Linked DNA regions of Homo sapiens: region 1 is linked to region 2. Evidence: chromatin contacts called from ENCODE Hi-C or POLR2A ChIA-PET data. All regions are on one chromosome and are shown on one strand. Each heading gives the region's core, a stretch centred on a gene start or an enhancer-like site at or near the end of the contact. The rest is flanking DNA. Distances are from core to core; before and after follow the strand shown.

Evidence for each region. Hi-C counts contacts between places; a loop is a spot of excess contacts on that map. ChIA-PET counts read pairs that join two places held with the same protein, here RNA polymerase II (POLR2A). Pooled maps may share reads with other maps.
Region 1: a map of PC-3 shows a loop between it and region 2 (6-fold over the local background). The contact joins two enhancer-like sites. A Hi-C loop is called at or near these places in 4 of 168 maps with a recorded cell type or tissue (MCF 10A, PC-3, heart right ventricle and 1 more) and 2 of 50 pooled maps. POLR2A ChIA-PET finds 5 or more read pairs at or near these places in 1 of 52 experiments (MCF 10A).

The regions. Positions count from the first base shown.
Region 1 is chr21:28,667,358-28,673,570 of GRCh38, reverse strand. It overlaps a transcript of HEMK2 not described here. Among named protein-coding and RNA genes, the nearest start is that of LINC00161, 130 kb to the right of the region's middle. Within about 2 kb of position 1,952, at least 2 of the 41 ENCODE cell types and tissues checked have a DNase peak (open chromatin) inside an H3K27ac peak, as active enhancers do; they include PC-3, where a contact is called at or near this core.
Region 2 is chr21:28,635,228-28,641,283 of GRCh38, reverse strand. It overlaps a transcript of HEMK2 not described here. Among named protein-coding and RNA genes, the nearest start is that of LINC00161, 99 kb to the right of the region's middle. Within about 2 kb of position 4,028, at least 5 of the 41 ENCODE cell types and tissues checked have a DNase peak (open chromatin) inside an H3K27ac peak, as active enhancers do; they include PC-3, where a contact is called at or near this core.

The sequences.
Region 1 (6,213 bases), core at 703-3,202, 34 kb before region 2:
GCAAGAGAAACTATTCATTTTATGCATTTTTCACTTATGTAGCTTTTTCAAGTCATATATTCATATGACCATATATGTGGGTTATATGTGAGCTAAGTGTTTGAGTTTGGAATGTTGCTGAGAATATAAATTTATCTGAAGTTTATTTTTGGAGTGAGAAAGTAGATTTAAATCCACTTTCAGCAATGTAAAGAGAAGTAGTGTCAGACAAATTTCTTTTCTTTAAATACTTCTAAATTTTCTGAATCAGACAAATTTCTGATTGGAGAAAACAGTTATGAATGATTCATTTGAATGATTGCTAAAACACTATCATGCATTTTTCTAGACAATCTTTCTTTCTTCCCCCTTTCATCCTTTCTTCTTTCTGTTTTTCTTTCTCTCCCTTCCCCTCCCTCTCTCCCTCCCTTCCTTCCTTCCTTCCTCTTTTTCTTTCCTTCCCTCCTTCCTTCTTTGCTTCCTTCCTTTCTTTCTTCCTTCCTCCCTCTCTCTTTCTCTCTCTTCTCTTTTCTTTCTTTCCTTCCTCCCTCCCTCTCTCCTTTCTCTTTCTTTCTTTCTTTCTTTCTTTCTCTTTCTTTTTCTTTCTCTCTTTTTTTATTTTTTTTCTTTCTCTCTCTCTCTGCCTTCCTTCTTTTTGCGTTTATCATGTAGAAGGAAGAATAGAAAAGGAAGGTATTTTTTGTTTGCTTAGTTGAATCAGGAGTTGGGAGATAAAAGGAAGAGCTGAGACTTAGCTCACATCTGTGAGGGAAGAATTACATTTTTAATTTTTAAATTAAAACAAGTCAAGAAAAATGGAAAGAGAGAGCAGCGTCAAGAAGAGAAAAAGAGCAGGGCATTTGGTTGCTTTGAGTCATACAAGTGTCTTGGATAGCCTACTAATACAGCACCACCTTAAACCATTGTCTTTAAATATTCTCTCTACATTTAATTTAAAGGAGGGGTGTACACTGGTTGGGGAACAAGAGGAGAAAGACCACCTCCTGGAGAGCCCGCTTTCTTCTCTATTAATGGAGAAATTCAGCTCAGGCCCCAAAACTTGCATGTTCTTTTCTACCAAACAGGAGCCTTGCACATTTCTGACAGGGCAGAGGAGCAAACATTTATTTGCAATTCTAGGATTCACCTCAAGAGTCTTTTTGGCTACAAATGACTTAAAGCTCTCTTTGTAAACATATGCAGTCCTCTCCTTGGAAAATATTATGGTCAATACCATTTTCTACATCTTAAATTTCCAGTGGAAATTTAACACCCAGTGATAGGCAGTATCCCTTATAGATTGGTACTTGGGGCAGTTGTTAACCTGAGGAAGACAGAGGGTGAGAAAGAGACAGAGAACAAGCCTCTGTGGAGGACAGGACTCAGCAAAGGGAAGTTCCAAATGATTTAACATCTGTTTCAAGTGAAGAGAGAACTAGACAAATGTTTAATGAGAATGATAACTATTTAAGCCTATGTTTCTTTTTTTGGGAGTTTGCTTTGCAAAAGAGCCTACTATCTAATGTGCTCTGGTGATTGAAAAACAACGTGTACTTTAAACTTGCCTATGACTGGTCATGTGATTGATGGGTCTTGAGTTGTTCTGCTCCACTGTAGAGTGAATAAGTCACAGAATTTCACAATTTTCTGTTTTCCAGCGAAATGATAGGGGAGACCATATATTGGATTAAAGGTTTTGCAAATTAAATTGTGAATATTAGTGCTATGGCAGAATTTACGTGTGACATTAAAACTAACATTTTCAAAGAGTGGAAATGATTCAGAGGATCATGTTTATGATTGTGGAAGCAACCGTCAGATGTAATAAAAAAGCCAAGCTTCCTAGTGACTAAGGGTGTAAACGAGATTTATGGAATGATGATATCCCTGGCATTGCTATACGAAACTCAGCTTCTTGGGAATTAGCATCAAGCACTCTGAGTCTTCTAAACACGTTATAAACACCAGGTTATTTGCCCACCCCACTCCTACCACACTGCAGTAATCCAGGTTGTATTTATCATCATAGTCTTCTGGGCTGGGAAATCACTTCTTCTAGTCCCAGAAATGTTTGATTTCATGTCAAATGAATACAGAGTTGGTCTTTGCTCACCTCTAAGGCTGGATATATGAAGAGGATTCTTCCTTTTCTAGCAGCCAGAGGAAGAGGTTGCCTGCAAAAGGAGGATGCATGGTAGCGTTAACCTGAAATCTTCCTCTCATGATTAGGGCCCACTTTATTACCTTGGGTTTTCAGACAGGATTTATTTGGACCTTTACTCTTTCTTCCAACAGTGCACTGCTTCTCTCCCACCACTGCCTGTTCTCACTTTCTTTCGAAGACGTGATTAAGTTTCCACATTTGTTTGGTCCCTCAAAAGGCAAAGATGAAGTACAGGAGAAATACATGGATCACAGGCAAGATCCAAAGCTGGCTGCAGTCTCTGAGGCCTGAGCCTCCCGTGAAGGCTCTTGCCCCTCCTTGTTCCATACATCTTTCTTCTTCATAGCAAGACACTCCCATTAAGCCCAAAAGCCCAGAGTGCAACTCAGATATACAATATATTACCTGTTGCATCACTTTCTTTGATATAGTTTGACTCTGTGTCCCCAACCAAATCTCATCTCAAATTGTAATCCCCATAATCCCCATGTGTCGAAGGAAGGACTTGGTGGGAGGTGATTGGATCATGAGGGTGGTTCCTCCCATGCTGTCTTGTAATAGTGAGAGAGTTCACACCAAGATCTGACAGTTTTATAAGCATTCGACAGTTCCTTTTTCACATGCTCTCTCTTGCCTGCTGCCATGTAAGACATGCCTCCTTAGCCTTCCGCCACAACTGTAAGTTTCCTGAGGCCTCCCCAGCCATGTGGAACTGTGAGTCAATTAAACCTCTTTGCTTTATAAATTACCCAGTCTCAGGGAAGTTCTTTGTAGCAGTGTGAAAACGGACTAATACACTTTCTAACAGGACAGAGCTCTGACAATACTTCTCAGATTCACTAGCTTAGTAGAAAGATCTGCCTTGCAATGTCAGCCTCCAAGAGTCTTGAGATGATAGAGGCTGTCTGTGTGTGAGAAGTTTTTCTTGAGTAGTTTTATTGAATAGAGAGAAACCGTGTCCTTATGGCCTCAAGACAGTACACAGCAATGAGAAAAGAAAATGGACTCTGGAGATGTAAAAGATACCACACATGGCTAAATGTTTGGTTGAGTGACAGAATAAATTCTATTTTAGGTTTTAATTTCATTTTTACAAAATAAAACTAAGAATATTTTTAATCATGTGGGACAGAGTCATTTGCATCAGTTCCTTTGCCCATTTAGACTGTAGGCTCTGTTTCTCAAAACTATAAATTCTGTATTTAGTTTAAGAAAGTATATTTTTGATTGAGGTTAACACAATATTTAAGTTAATGGAAAACATGCTTCCATTGCAGAGTATTTCCACCAGGATTGCTGGATTCTGTACAACAATCTGTTTCTATTTTGAAAAAAAAAATGATGCTGTTATATGACCTAAATATTCCTATTTTCTCTTATTTCACTCTTCTACATTCATATGCTTCGTTCTTCAGGTATATTCAAATAAATGACACACTGTGAATTCAGATGAGAATACTTCCTAGTAGTATATATCCTTAATGTTTCATAAAATTAGGAAAATTATTTTGCTTAAAGTCTGAGCCCCTTTTCAATGTAGGGAGCATGAGTTCCCACTCCTGCTACCCAAATAATGCTAAAACTGGGGAGAGGTTATGAGTTAGCTTTTGCTGAGTGACAAGTCACCCCCAAATCCATTGGCTCAAAATTGCAATCAGTTTTTCTTTCATGTGTATGGATTTCATATGGAGATGGATTGATCTAACTGCTCTTGGCTAAAAAGCTCTGATTCAAGTTGGGTCCAGCTGGGCTTGGCTTCTTGCTTGGGCTTAGGCTGGTCAATGTGTAACTCTGGGGTCCTGTCTGGACTGGCAGCAGCTACCAGGAAAAGCTGTTCTCAAGGTACAGATCAAGAGGGTAAGCAGGAACACGGTTTAAGCTTGGAACTGGCACTCTGTTACTTCGCCCACATCTCACTGGCCAAGTGAGTCACATGGTTAAGTCTAACCACAAGGTAGGGAAACAGTGGGAGGAACTGCAAAGTCAAATGGCAAAGATATGAAAACACAGAGGGGAAATAATTGGGAGCCAACATCCAATCCATCAGAAACTTCAGTTTATTCTCTTCCTTTTTTGAGTCTCACTCTGTCACCCAGGCTGAAGTGCAGTGGTGTGATCTCGGCTCACTGCAGCCCCCGCCTCTTGGGTTCAAGAGATTTTCCTGCTTCACCCTCCCGAGTTGCTAGGATTACATATGTGTACCACCACATCTGGCTAATTTTTGTATTTTTGGTAAAGACAGGGTTTCACCATGTTGACCAGGATGGTCTCAAACTCCTGACCTCAAGTGATTGGCCCACCTTGGCCTCCCAAAGTGCTGGATTACAGGCATGAACCACTGCACCCAGCCCAGTTTATTCTCTTCTTTCTACAAGTGGGAATGTTGTTGTGTCATCTTCCCTTCTTCCCTGGGACAGCAAGTCAAAAAGTAGGCACCTGCTCTGAATAGTGACTTGTCCTAATCTCTAGGCATAGCTTTCTGCAAACCAGTGATTCTCAAACTTTGGTGTATGATGGGATTATTGATGAGATTGGTAACAATACAGATCCTAGGTCCCATCCTCAAATGCATTACATTAGAATCACTGTGGGAAGGCCAGGTCATTTATACTTTTTAACAATTTCCCCAGGTGATTTTGATGCTCTTCAACATTTGAGACCTATATCACTAATACACGGTTAATTGAAGTGGTCAGTATATGTCTTGAATTTGATGGATGGAACCCTGGTAGTTTGGCAAGTGTGATTGATTGTATTATTGTTCAGCAAATACTGCCCTCGACCATACCAGCACAGGAGGCATGTACTTCCTTGTTACATAGCTATTGGACCTGGTCATGTGATTTATTTTGGTCAATGAAATGTGAGCAGAAGTGACCTACTTCCTGTTCAAATAAGGTTTTCAATTTGTTTATGTCGTTGCTTTTTTTCTCTTGTGTTCCTTCCCTCTGCCATGATAAAAACTTCTTTAGGTGGCTACAGCTGCATCAGCCTTTGAGCGATGTTATAAGTCTTAGACTGAGGAACAGGAACCAGATATATAGCCTGGAGCATAGTCACCATGGCTACCTCACAGATCCATGTGTGACAAACAAATTTCAGTTGTTATAAGTCAATGAGATTTTGGTATTGCTTCTTATGCAGCATTATTGCAGCAAAAGCTGAAAGATACATCCAATAACAGCACAGCAAAACTGGGATAAAATATGGTACTCTAAATTCCTTTTTCCACATTTCTGTTAGATTTCAAGATGCCTTTAGTGCCTTATTTAAGGTTATCTTTAATGTTTGTTCTAATTTGACTTAACCTGGTTGAAAATGCTGAAAAGGGGGAAAATTGGCTTATAACGAGATTTGACCAGGACCTAGAACACTCTCAGGATTGTTCTTGATACTAAATTTTCCCCCAAAGGACTTCTGTGTTTCCCAGACAGAGTACGAGTTTTTTCTCGTTTGCTGTTGGGTTGATTAGCAGTAATAACAATGAATACTTAATAAATATTAGTATATGCCAGGTGCCATCCTGAACACTTTCCATGTATTAATTCATTTAATACTCCCAACAACTCTATGAGGTAGTGATTATTATTAACCTTACTTGAAGGATCACAAAGGATCACACATTCGTAACTCAGATCCCACAGCTAGGAGGCCATACCAATGAGAAGATGGATTTCAGAACTTGTTTCCTTGACCCCTCTGTTGTTGCCTCTAGAATAGTGTTTTTAAATGAATTTCACCCTCTTTTACTTTTGTAACTTTTTATTTTTAACTTCTGTAGGTGCATAGTAGGTGTATATTTTATGAGTTACATGAGATGTTTTGATAGAGGCATGCAATGATGCAATGTGAAATAATCACATCATGAAACAACATAAATACTCCTAGAAAAGCAGTCTGATTTCCACCTAGAGCAGAAAGATTCCAGATTTCAGAAGCAAAATGTGTATTCGACACATTCTTGAGAGTGAAGGACAATCTGCTGCAATATTTGCTTCTTTATTCTCTCTTTCCCCCATTCTCATAGTTTTGGTTTAGAATACTTTTTTCCCATATTCTAATTCTTTCAT
Region 2 (6,056 bases), core at 2,779-5,278:
CTTCCTGACTTCTTCTATCTTTATGGATCCGAAATATGAAAACTGTACTTTCCCCTGGAGTTGTAGTTGAAGGAGAGTTTAGACTTTTAAAAACACAATTGCTGGTACCTTCTATCTGTGGTGAAAGTGAGGAAACAAGGATTTTTTTATTCCTTTGTGAGTTTACAGCAGCAAAAGAAAAATGACAGATGAAAAAAGCATGAAAAAAGGAATAGAAAGAAAAAGACAATAACAAAGAGGCACTAGTCAGTTTTTCTTAACAGTAAATTTTTACAACAATTTTTACTAAAAGCCCAATATGCGCGGTAGGGTAGAATATTCCTTTAATTTCCTTCTGAGAGTGTCAAAGGGTGTCTTCACCTAACATCATACATACTTAGCACTGTGATTGTTCTTCATAGCAGCCATGATCTCCTGCAGGGCAGACCAGAGTTAGACAGAAGGTGAAATGTTAATTAGAAGTGGATGCACCTAGAACAAAAGGCAGGGTGTTGGAGGATGGCAGATCACATAAACCAGAAGGCAGCTGGGCAGATGAGAAAGAAACATTGGATCAATCAGCCAAGTCCTAGAGGATTGGATTTGTTTTGAAGCCTAGATCAGACATCCACTAGGGACTCCAAGAAGTACTCAGTGGTAGTAGTAGTTGTCAGAGGAAACTTTCCAGATAGCTAGATTTCTGCAGATGCAGGGATTTCAGAGATACCTTAATTTGATTTAGGGTGAGAATGTTTCTGTTGGTTTGTGGTTGCCCCTGATTCCGCTGTAGTACCATTCTGATTGTTTCTAGGATCTGCATGTTGACTCAACTCTTCCCCAAACTCAATGAATTATTACGTAAACAGCTTCCTTGCTGGATACGAGAAAATTTAGAAATATTCGTGTCCATCCTGTGCCCTCGCACAAGAGCTCCAAGCACTTTTGAAGGACTCTTAGATGGTGACCCCTCTTCCTGAGCCATCATGAGCCTAAAGATCTTGGCTCTCCATTGTGTCTCCATCTCCCCAGAGCACTGGTCATCATGGGAGGTTGGTAGAAAGTGCTTCCTACTTGCGTCTGCTACTCTTCATTTTCTAATTCCACACTGTTCGGAACTCTCAGAATGACAGCTTGATATCTTCCCTCCCCATTCCCTGGTTTGCATTCTTCTATCTATCTGTAGATTCATTTAAAAATTGTTATTTTCCATGTGCCAGAGACTGTGGGTTTCCTCTGGACTTTGTTTTCTCTTCTAAATTGGAGTGAATGTTCCCTAGGCCTCTTTGCTAATAGGACCTTGTCTCCAGGATTACAACTCAGCCTTTCTTTCTCTCCCTCCAACCTCCTCCACCCCCTCAGATCCCTGCTGGTTTCCTAATACCTTCTCTTGGTTCAATCTGGCTTTGCTCCTAGCATGCCTTTGTACTGGATGATTGGCTCATTACTGGCACAAGTTTTGACAGATTTTTAACAACTAGAATCTGAATCCCAAGAAATAATGTGTAAACCAGATTTTCTTAATCAGGGTTCCTCGTCTGAACCACAGAATATTGAACATGATTTGAATAACTATTTATTTCAATTCTCTTAGCAATGGAATGTGGAAAAGACATTAAAAGTATGTATACTAGTCATATAGATGATACTCGGATAAATTAATATAATGCTAATATTTATGAGACTTTTTGGTTATAAAATCCACCTTATTTAGGTCCCACCTGCTCCATGAAGACTTCCCTGACTCTTCTGGAATTTCCTTCTGTGTTCTGTATCACTTTCTATCTTTACTATATATTTTATCATTTGATCAGTTACTATTTTCTATTATTACCTGATTTCCTGTGTACCTTGTTTCTTGAAGTATTAATTCCTTGAAGGTAGGGTCGTTAGTTGGCACTAGAACTGGGGGTGTTAAATTAATATGTGCTAAATAAAATTGATCCACATTCTTCTCTACTTTTCTTGATGCACACCTGGTACTTGCATAAGGATTGGCCATTGGTATGTTGTTAAGATAATTCAATAAACACATAAGGCACACAAATATTTAGTTTCTATCTTTCTTTTGGTCAAACTAGAGATTTCTTCTTTCTCATCTTGATCTAGTCAATCATGAAATTCTACCATTTTATCCATGAAGGTTTCTTAACTTGGTTTCCTTTTCTCCATTGCTATCGCTTCTTTAGATTAGGCCCATTATCTCATTTTTAGGCTACAGTACACAGCATCTCCTAACTGGCTTTCTTGTCTTTGGTTGTCCTTCTCTGTAGCAGTTTGGTAAAACCTACAGTTTCTCCCATAAAAGCGAGCCATTCCTCTCCACTACACCTCTCTTGAATCTAGACTGGCCTTGTGACTGGCTTTAAGAAATGGAATGTGGTGGTGATGACGTTGTCCACATTGTGAGCTTGGGCCTCAAATAGCCTGGCAGATTTCACTCTTGCTTGTCCTAGAATCCTGAGACCATGTGAGTGAGCTCAAGCTAGCGTGCTGGTGCATATGAGGCCATGTGGTGGAAAACCAAGGAGCTCCGGCAGACAGCCCCCAATCACCATGTACGTGAGGCCAGCCTGGATCATCTAGCTGCCAGACAATTTGCCAGCTGACTGCAGACACAGGAGAGGGCCAGGTAGAATGAGCTGAGCTGGGCTGCTCGGAAGAACTGCCCTCAGGATCATGAGCTAACTATTCATTCTTTTAAACCTCTAGGTTTTGAGGCAGTTGTTTCTTTTGCAGCACAAACCAACTCATACGCCACTAAAAACAAAATCAGACATGTCCTCTCCTTTGCTTAAAACGGCAGAATGCTTTCCACCACATGCTATAAGTAAGACCCTGAAGATCAGGATCTTGCTGGCCTCTCCAGGCTTAGCTCTTATTAATCTGTACCTCATGGTTTTCTCTCTGGCAATGTGGAAACACTTAATTTGCCTGTGCACCGTGCTCCTCCTTCCAGTTCCTTTGCTCTTCCTATACCTCCTTTCACATAGTGACCCTCTACATAACCTTCAAATTGCAGACCAGATCCCACCTCCTCCAGAAAGCCTGATGGGTTAGATGCCTTTGCTTATGCTTTTCTAATACTCCATTCATATTCCTACCCCTACACTTAAGGACTTTCTTTTAAAATATTTATGTTAATACCCTCTAAGTAGATTGTGAGCTTCTTGAGGGCAAGATTTGTATCTTGTTTTCGTTGTGTTCCCTCTGCTTAGCAGGGTGAATGACTATTGAATAAATGCATACCCCAAGTTTCAGGAATGTAAAACTAAAATGTGGAAGAAAATGGTACCCATAATTTGTGGCTACTTTGTACCTTCTAAAGATCAAATAACCACCCATGATTTTCATCTATTTATTTTCATGTCTATAAATTCTATTTTTCTCCTTTACAACAAGTTGCTTTCTGATTGAGATATACTTTATGGATTCAAATCAAATTAGAAGCAAGAACACAGAGAATTTTTTTTCTCACTCACAGCAGTTGTAAACTATCATGCTTATATTAAAATTCTTCAAAATGTAAAACTTAAAACTGGTCTCACTTTTTCATAATTCTGAACTCAGAATAAATGAATTCAGCTAGCTTGGCTTCCTAGAGAAATTCTACAATTAATTTCAGAGTAAACTCCTACCCCCGCATAGAAACCCACCTAGCAAGAAGGCTGCTCAAGTCTCAACATTTATGAGCCATGAATGCAAGTGTTGACTGAAAGTTTTTTGCTAACCCCAGGTGGAGAAGTGAGGCATTTGTGTGGCATGAGAGGTCTACGCCAGTCATGCCTCTGGTAATGCGATTCTCAGCTCTGTTGAGAGCAACACATGGGGATTCTTCCATTTTTTTTTTTTTTAATTTCTGTTACATGCAGAGGCAAGTGCCCACTGTTATATCAATGAAAAAATTGTGTATCCAAGTGATCTTTTAATCCCTTTGATTCATTGTGTCTCAAAAATCACACAAATGATAACCTATGAACACATCAATAGGAATGAAGGTTGGAAAGAAAAGAATCCAATGAAAACAAGAAAAATTAACATATCTCAGAATCACCACCCTAATATCATACAATGATGAATAAGATAAGTACATAACACACATACCCTTTCTGCCCACAAAATTGTGGCAAGGCTGAGTCAGTCTATGTACAGAAAAAGATATGAATATTTTGCTTGGAAATCCAGTCTGAAAACAAAGAGAGGAAATGACTTAGCAGAAGATTTGCACATGAACTACCCAGTCGACTCTGAGCACAGCAAATCAAACTGAACTACCTGAATGTGCCACTTGCTTTTAGACATTATCGGATAATCATTATGTCATACTTTTAAAGCTTGTTTAAGATTTCAGGTTTGTCTGTGAGGCTTCTGTCACGTGGCTTCTAAGCAAAAATGATCCCAGTTGTGATTTTGGAAATGCAGTTTTGAAAATTCTGATCACAAGCAATGCTGTATGAGGGACTCGGGTAAAAGTGATGGAGTCGTACTCTCTGCCCTGATTACAAATGAGACAGCACTTGTTTGGATCGAGCATCACAGCACAGATAATTACATAAAATGGGAATGGGAAGCAAGATGCATGTACTGTCATTCTAAGGAGATTATTTTCTTCATTGCAATATTGATTTAACTCCGGACAAAAAAGTACTCCTTTTCGTGAGTTTTGTTTGCCTGAGTCTCTCTGAACTTGGGCAGGTTTCACTTGGCAAATTACAGTGGTGCAGTGGGAGGCAGAGGTTGGACATGAGGGAATGGAAATTTGCAATTAGACAGGCATGCTTAGGGTAGTTAATTTTATGAAATGGAGGCAAAAGTAAAAGCATAATTTGGTGGATCAACGGAAAGCCAAGTTTGATGGTTTTACGTTAAAAAGTGATAAGATGTCTGTTTTTGTCCATCAAGGCTCCATTTTCAGCTCAGACAACAATAAAGCAGTTGCTAGCTCTACAAAAGAGGGCAAAATAGAACCCGTGTCCTAACTGGAGAACATGGGGTGGCCATGTGCGGAAAGCTGCATGTAACCTGTGGCTAGAGAATAGTGTCTGGCATCAAGCAAGTACAACAAGTAGGCAAAAGGGATAAAAAGTTACAGGATGAACCATTATTAGTGGGGTATTTTGAAGGCAAAATTTCCTTGTACTGAAGATACTCAATGTACCAAAAAAGGCAACTTATTTTTAAAGAAGATAGTAATAAAGGTCCCGAATGAAGGAACTACAACCACTGTAGGCAAGTGTGGAACAAGCACAGTGTGGATAAGGGTCTCTACTAGTTTCTTCAGTGGAACTGGCCCTTTAATAAAGCAATGCAACGGGGTGGTCTATGCATGTGTTGTCCAATAGCCACCAGCCACCTGTGGCTATTTAAATTTAAATTAATTAAAATGAGATGAAATAAAATATTCTATTCCTCAAGCATATTTACCACATTTTAAGGGCTCAATTACTACACGTGCCCAGGGCCTAGCATACTGGGCAGCACAGACAAATCAGTTCCATTATTGTAGAAAGTTCTATTAGACAGCACTGAAAGAGCATTGTCTTGGGAGCCTGGGAGTGAATCATGAGTCTGCAACTTAGTAATGGAGTGGCCACTGTTTCCTCATATTTAAAATAGGGCTAGGTGATATAGTACCTACCTCCTGGAGCTATTATGAGGATTAAATAAATGAGTTATTTTTAAATAAGATGTGTAGAACCATGCTTGGTACACAGTAGTGTAGTATCAGTAGTTTTTAAATGAATGGAGCCTGCTGCCTATATTCTATAGTTTGTATATATTTAAGCTCATGTTAATTTTTAGTGGTAATGATGACTAACATTAATTGTACACTTAATCCTTGTGGGCTTGATGTTTTACTTCCTTTGATTTAAGTGCCATTAAAATCTCATGAGGAAGACTTGATTATTACTTAATAGATGAGGATACCTGTAATCCCAGCACTTTGGGAGTCCGAGGTGGGCAGATCACGAGGTCAGGAGGTGGAGACCAGCCTGGCCAACATGGTGAAACCCTGTCTTTACTAAAAAATACAAAAATTAGCTGGGTGTGGTGGCAGGCACCCGTAATGCCAGCTAGCT